Linked DNA regions of Homo sapiens: region 2 is linked to region 1. A link is an interaction called in ENCODE POLR2A ChIA-PET data of the cell type or tissue named here. Cell type or tissue: OCI-LY7. All regions are shown on one strand.

Evidence for each region. Peaks named below come from ENCODE experiments on the same cell type or tissue, not always from the same donor. Only the 100,000 strongest peaks of a DNase experiment are listed, where the experiment ranks them.
Region 2: POLR2A ChIA-PET joins it to region 1 with 5 read pairs; 3 of 35 experiments call an interaction of 5 or more read pairs at or near these places.

What each region holds. Positions count from the first base shown.
Region 1 is chr5:112,682,616-112,686,615 of GRCh38, forward strand. It overlaps LOC102467216 (a long non-coding RNA gene), which reads right to left and starts at 273. Exons shown (of 3, transcript NR_104673.1): 1 at 229-273. In OCI-LY7, no CTCF peak of the experiment used is centred here; DNase peaks (open chromatin) are centred at 1,696 and 2,186.
Region 2 is chr5:112,789,455-112,793,454 of GRCh38, forward strand. It overlaps APC (APC regulator of Wnt signaling pathway), which reads left to right. Exons shown (of 16, transcript NM_000038.6): 7 at 2,992-3,075. Among named protein-coding and RNA genes, the nearest start is that of APC, 54 kb to the left of the region's middle. In OCI-LY7, no CTCF peak of the experiment used is centred here; no DNase peak of the experiment used is centred here.

The sequences.
Region 1 (4,000 bases):
TTATTCTCACTGATCTTTATCTAGCTCACTAAATGGCAGAGACTAGCCACCATGGCCACTCCATTTAGGGCATGACTAAGTTATCAAATGACTATTGCTTATTAGTAACTCATACTGGGTGACTAGAATCCTAGCTAGATTTTTCCTTCTGACCACTAGGCTGCTTGGGTTGCTATAACAAAATACCACAGACTGGATGACTTAAACAACAGAAATTTATTTACTTACAGCTCTGGAGACTGGAAGTTCAAGATTAAGGTGCCAGTCGATTTGATTTATGGCGAGAGCTCTTTTCCTGGCTTGCAGAGAGCTGCCTTCTCATTGCGTGCTCCTGTAACCTCTCCTTACTTAGTCTGTGTGCTTGCAGAGAGACCTGATGTGTCTTCCTCTTCTTATAAGGGCTCCAACCTTATTGGGTTAGGGCCCCACCTTTATGACCTCATTTAACCTTTATTGCCTCCTAAAAGACCTATGCAAATCCTCACATTGGGAGTTAGGGTTTCAACATGTGAATCTGCGGGGGACGGAAATCATTCCATAGCAGTCCCTTAACTGGGGAATGAATAAATAAATTCTGGTGCATCCCTACAATGACATAATAATCAGCAGTAAAAAAAGGAAGAAACTGTTAAAACACAAAAGAACATGGATAGATTTCAAATATGTTATGCTACGTGAAAAAAACCAGATTAAAAGGGCTACATATTGTATGAGACTATTTATATGACATTGCCTGAAAAAGGTAACCCTAGGGGAACAGAAAACAGATCAGTTGTTGCTAGGGATTGGGGAAGGGTTTAACCAGAAGGGATATGGATAATATCTGATATTACCCTGATATAAGTAAAAATGTTTTGATGTGATGAAAACTGCTCCATATCTTGACTATGGTGGTGGTTACATGACTACACATGTTTGTCAACACTTGCAAGACTGTACACTAAAAGGGTAAAATTTACTACACCTAAATTATATTTCATATTTAAAATAGGAAAGAACCCACCTGTTCCGTGTCCTATATTCTACTGGCTAGTCATCACATTATGTCTGGTAATGATATAACCGTTCTTCCCTACCAAGGTTTTTTCTTTTCTTCTTTCTAAATTAAACAGAGCCTTCCAGGAAAAGTTAATGTCTTAATAAAGCAGTGAATCTCAATGAAAGTTTGGGGAAAGATTTTTTCCATTGGGTTGGGATGTCCTTTGTATAATCCCACAAACCAATGTCACTTACTAAGTCTCCAAGCCCATGAACTAATAATATTGCTAAAAAGGGTAAAATAGAAATCTTTAGAAACAGAGCCCTGAGCTTTCTTCCTTTGAGCCAGCTTTTTAAAAGAATGGACAAAGACATCAAAGGGATCCACAGAGCATGAACCCAACCTTCTCTGTCCTATAGCAACACTTGCTCAGGGCAGGAGAGCTAGGTTTCCTTTCCTCTGCTGATGTCCTCCTCCAGGTCTCCTCTACTCTCTTCATTTTCCTGCCATCTCCCTGGTGTCCACACAGCAGCCAAATATCATTTCTACCATGTTTTGTCATTGACTAAAAGAAAAATGAGCAAAGCCCTTTGTTATAACAACATCAGAAATTTTTTAAAATCCCACCAAGCAAATGAAAGCCACAATCCGTATTAGAACCTGTCTCAGAGGAAACAAGTAGCACAGCATTGATAGGCTGTCAGTTAGAGGATGTGGGAAATGGGCAGGCAAATTTTCTAACACATTATTCCCTAGGGAGTTTCTCCATTTATTTGATAAGCTGTAAACTTTGCTTAAAATAGTTTTGTGGAATCTTCAAAACAAGAAGTTTTGCAGAGGTCAACTTGTCCAGGATGACAACAAACACAACTTTGCTTCAAAATAAAATCATCCACCCTTTTTTCACCTATTAGATTTCTCTCACCACAGTATGCAAATAGTCAGCTTTGCACACTGTGGAATGATGGGTGGGAGTCTGTTACCCAAACAGTTTCCAAGCTGGGGAATTCATTTGAAAATTAGATGGGGCTGGAAGAGGGGATGTGCATATGGGCACAGTTGTTGGAGGAACTGTGGACCTCTGTTCTGCCCCAAGAACCCAAGCCTCAAGACTTTACTGTGAGTCTGAGGACTGTGTGTGTTGGGGCTGGCCTGCACAGGAAGAAAGCTAAGCTATTATTAAGAATAGCTCTGCAAGATAGTTAGGATTCAGACTTGTCTGTCCACGCTTGCTGCTCAATCTCTGCAGCTGCAGAAAGCAGCCCTGCATTGTCTTTGTCAGATCTGGGCGCCCAATGAAACCCAGGAAACCATCCATTCCTCCCCACCCCTCTCAGCTAGTCACTCATGCCCTATTTTTAGGATTCCTTAGCAACTGAGCGGCCTGTTATTCCATAACTAATATTCTGCATTCCTGATCCCATTACTACGCTTACCACCCCACCAAATACATGCTGTATCATCATCTGCAAATTCTTTCAGGGACAGGAAAAGCACAATCATCAGGAGCTGTTCTTTGCCTCATCACTCCTGGATGCAGGAAATTCTTCCTAGCTCACCCTAAACTCCTTCTGATGAAGTCGAATCCTATTACTATCTCTCCATCTTTACTAGAGATGAGAATAGCCAAGCAACATTCTTTTTATAAAAAGCTTTCACTTTATTTATTAAAAACAAGAAGGGTGAGCTGAGTGTGATAGCTCACACCTGTAATCCCAGCACTTTGGGAGGCTGAGGCAGGAGGATCGCTGGAGCCAAGGAGTTCAAGACCAGCCTGGGAAACATAGCCAGACTGCCCCTCTCAAAAATAAATAAATAAAAATTAAAATTAATTTTCTGTATTTGAAAAAGCCAGAGGACAAGAGAGCTGCATCTTTCCCACTATGGCCCCAGTATGGAAAGTAGGGGGAGAATTTATATTCTGAGTCCCTTGGCCTAAGGAATTCTGCCATTTTCATTGTAAACCACAGAAGCATTTGTGCTACTGTTGTAAGATGTTGTAACATAAGGAGGTGGGGGAAAATACTCTGCTTTTTTCAACTCTGGATCATTTTTAATTATTCAGTCTTGGCAGGTCTACTTCTCACCATTATTCCTCTTACTAACAACTTGTTTCTAGTCTTAGCTTGGTGGGAATGTTTGACTGTGTGATATATTTTGGGAAAATCAGCTAGAGTCATTGAATGTACAAATGAAGAAGCTCATTTTATAGATATATAAATTAATTTAACTTAGTGCTATCCTTTAAAAAACTAGTCTATTTTCCACAAGAAAATCCAAGTTTAAATGTATCATATTTATTACAAACGCTCTTTTCTGACAAAAAAGATACTATTTTTCTTTTACCATGAGAACTTGATCATAGCCAATGATGCTACAATGAGCTTTCAACAAACACCAACGTACTTTCAAGTCAGAGCAGTATGGGTTCTAGAATCACTGACATAACTTTGCTTCTGTTTTCCTATGGTAGCTGATATGCTCCACTGAAGAATTTGTCTTTGGTAGAGCCTGAAGCAGAGCATTCTTTTGGGACAGGCCCTTCATTTTCTTGCCAACTATTTGCAGCTTTGGCTGTTCAGTGCAGAGCTCATATCACTCTGGTATTAAATGGAATGATGTAAGTAATTTGCATTACTATGAGCTCTAAACTCTTCGGCCCATGGGTTCTAAACTCTTTTGATATATATTAGAATATATCTTGTCTTAACATTAACTTCAGCCAAATAAACCAAAAAAGAAAATAAAGAAAGTTATCATGGGATTCTGGGAAGGTTAGACACACTGGTTGGCTCAAAGAATCTCCTTCCTTTTACCTAGAATATTACATATGTCCTAACAACCCAGTGAAGTAGGTCACTATTATGACTAATGCCCCTGAAGTTAAGGTATGTGCAGATTTCACACTGCACTCTACAATTTTGCCATAAGAATCTGTCTTTTAGACATTGTCATCTGCTCTTCAGAAATACTATGGGTAAATGTATTCCAATAGTTTCATCTACATTAATATACTTTTTC
Region 2 (4,000 bases), 110 kb after region 1:
ACCATCCACCTCACTGGACATCAAGACATAGACATGACCTCAGTATTTAGTGAGATACTGGCAATATGGAAATGTAGTGTAAAACGGAGAGGAGTGGGAGATATAATTTCCTATTTTCATCCTCTAAATATTAAAAATTTTTATTTAGGCCTATATTGATGGAAGGGAGCTAATTATATAGAAACTGATTATATAGAAAAGGAGGAAACAATCAAATTTAGAAATCCAGTAATTTTATGTAGCTTGGCTATTTCTCTAAAGCTAGGAAGTACTTGCCACCTGGTTATGGAAATGATCACTCATCTTTGCAATATCTTTAGAAAACTAGCAAAAGTACAGGTACTTCTTCAGATGGTTTTCATACTGTGAATTGGACATGGTAAGATTTGTTACTTAAAGAATATTTTTTTTTTTTTCTATTTTTTTGAGACAGTCTGGCTCTGTCTCCCAGGCTGGAGGGCAGTGGCACGATATCGCTCACTGCAACCTCCGCCTCCCAGGCTCAAGCCATCCTCCCTCCTCAGCTTCCCAAGTCACTGGGACTACAGGCGTATGCCCTCATGCCTGGCTAATTTTTGTATTTTTTGTAGAGACGGGGTTTCACCATGTTCCCTAGGCTGGTCTCAAACTCCTGAGCTTAAGCAGTCTGCCCACCTTGGCCTCCCAGTGTGCCGGGATTACAGGCCTGAGCCACGGTGCCTGGCCTGAGAATATTTTTTTACCTTAAGTTTACTACTTTCAGAATCATGATAGAGACTCAGCTTAGTTATATTGTTAAAAAGAAAGAAAAGAGGGAGAAAATTAAGATAGATTAATTTGGGACTGTGAGCACAGCTTCTTGTTTTATTTGGGTTTTTTTTGGGGGGTGGGGGTTGTTTTTGTTTTTGTTTTGAGACGGAGTCTCACTCTCGCCCAGGCTGGAGTGCTGTAGCATGATCTCAGCTCACTGCAACCTCTGCCTCCTGGGTTCGAGCGATTCTCCTGCCTTAGCCTCCCGAGTAGCTGGGATTACAGGCACGCGTCACCCATGCCTGGCTAATTTCTTTTTGTATTTTTAGTAGAGACGGGGTTTCACTGTGTTGGCCAGAGTGGTCTCAATCTTCTGACCTAGTGATCCATCTGCCTCGGCCTCCTGAAGTGCTGGGATTGCAGGCGTGAGCCACCGTGCCCGGCAGCGAACACAACTTGAGTTTTCTGTTCTTTGTTTATCATAAGACTGGATGATAGCAGTAAACATTTTTACTATGGTAGTAAGAAAAGCATGAAGGCATTGTATTTAAGTAAAACTAGATGTGATCAAAGAGTAAGTTTTATAACTGCATGTATTTAAAGCTAATTGCCATAGTACTTTTATTATTTATCTGTTGGGGGTGATATTTGTTCCGAAATATTTTATTGATGGAGAACATAACTGAAAAATGTTTGGAAATACTCCATCTAGCTTCTAACACACACACACCCCTTATTGAAACAGTTTACTTTTATAATATAATTTTTGATTTCTCAATATTAGGATGTCAATAACTATAGAATTATTACAGAAAATGGTACAACATTGTCAGTACTTGTTTTTAAAACATATGTGTTTGATTTGTCATAAACTAGCTTTATGAGACATTTGCAAAGTCTTTATTCATAAGTGAGTTGTTTTTTCCACTTCCACTAGTATTCATAAAAGTTAAAATGAAGTCTAGCTTAAAAAACACACACACACACACACAATATATTCCCCACATTGTTTCCATTCCATGTGGTTCAATCTGTAGTTACTGCTTTGTGACCAGTTGATGGTCTCCATATAGTGGAAAAGCAAAAGCTCTATCCTCTTTATGATCCTAGTGTTGGAGAAAAAATAATGTTTAGCCACAGTTAGGTACTTGGAAAGGCTGAAAAATACTACTAACTTATGACAGAAGTAACTTTGGGGAAGAGTTGGGCCTACTGTTTAAACCAGGGGTCCCCAGCCCCCAGGCCACGAGCAAGCATTACCACCTGAGCCCTGCCTCCTGCCACCATCAGTGGCTGCATTAGGAGCATGAACCCGCTTGTGAACTGCACATGTGAGGGATCTAGGTTGCGGGCTCCTTATGAGAATCTTATCTAATGCCTGAGGACCTGAGGTGGAGCAGTTTTATCCTGAGACTTCCCCTGCCCCAGTCAGTAGACAAATTTCTTCCACGAAACCAGTCCCTGGTGCCAAAAAGGTTGGGGACCCTGATATTTATTAAAACAAATCAGATGTTCTTTCCCTTTACTGGTATACTATGTTTATATAAATTTATTATATTGTATTAATGTCTCGATTAATATAAAAGATTAAATGCAGGTGTAATTTTCTCTTTGTTGAAATATTTTTTGAGAATAAATTTTCACAATGTGTATTGTGTCAATTTTCATAATTCATGCAACATACAATTTGATATATGACTTGTATTTCCAGTTTTACTAAGCAGATCTAGACATCTGTTGAATAAAGTCCAGTGTATTACAAAAAATTGAACTGACCCAGGGCCGGGCACAGTGGCTCACGCCTGTAAGCCCACAGCACTTTGGGAAGCCGAGGCAGGCGGATCACAAGGTCAGGACTTCGAGACCAGCCTGGCCAGTATGGTGAAACCCCATCGCTACTAAAAATACAAAAATTAGCTGGGCGTGGTGGTGCGCGCCTGTAGTCCCAGCTACTCGGGAGCCTGAGGCAAAAGAATCACTTGAACCCGGAAGGCGGAGGTTGCGGTGAGCTGAGATTATGCCACTGCACTCCAGCCAGGGCAACAGAGCGAGACTCTGTCTCGAAAAAAAAAGAAAAAAAGAAAAGAAAAATTGAACTGACCCCAATTTGTTATTAAAGGGTGAATATATTTATATGTCTAGCTTTTTAAATGAGAATGATTTGACATAACCCTGAGCTTTTAAGTGGTAGCCATAGTATGATTATTTCTATTAATATTATTAATAAAAACATAACTAATTAGGTTTCTTGTTTTATTTTAGCGAAGAATAGCCAGAATTCAGCAAATCGAAAAGGACATACTTCGTATACGACAGCTTTTACAGTCCCAAGCAACAGAAGCAGAGGTTAGTAAATTGCCTTTCTTGTTTGTGGGTATAAAAATAGGTAGTTATTCTGAGAAAAGAAAACATGTATAATTTAATGTGACACCATTGAAATATAGATGTTCTTTCAGAGAATTTAAATACCGTAATTTTTTTCGTGAAATTAAATTATCAAAGATTTGGACTATTTTGATTTTATCTAACTTTTAGGCAGTTAAAATTTATAAAACTGTAAATATAGATACCTTACTTTAGCTGTCAGTTTACATATAATCAAATAGTTAACTTAATTTGGCTACTATCCAGTAAGTAAACTTTTTTATAGATAATCCATAGTAAGAATTGATAATACACATTTACCTGTGTTTACTCCAGAAACCCCATTAAAGTGATAGTAAAAGGATACAATGAAAGAGGCATTAAGACCAGGGAAGGTGACCACAGTAAAATCCGTGGAGCTGGAAAGCAGGTAAACAAGTGATAACATTCTAGCATATCAGAGAGGGTTGACCCATAAGGCAGCAATAGGAATGAAAAGTCATGAAGCAACTAGATACCTCTGGGTGTGAGAGTAAAAAAGGGTTAAAAGCAGGAAGATATTTGAAAATCTGTTAAGAAGCAGATGGACTTTCCAGAACCTCCCTACAACCCTGTACAGCTAGGTGACTGCTCCTTTCCAATCCCAGCAAAAGATGAGAGCTTTCTCCTCTGAAGAGGTGGAGAGGGTAAACAAAGGGTCTTTGGTTAGGGGTCAACCTTGTTTAATTGAACGTGAGGGTATCATACGAAACACTGAATTACATGAAAATTTACCTACTGAATGCTGAAACCCCCACTGGCATCCAGGCTTATAATCTCCAGGCAAGTTTCTGGAAGGAACTTCTATAAGGAATGTGACTAACCCTGATTCTGCTGAGAGAACATTAAAAAGGGAGAAAAAAAATCA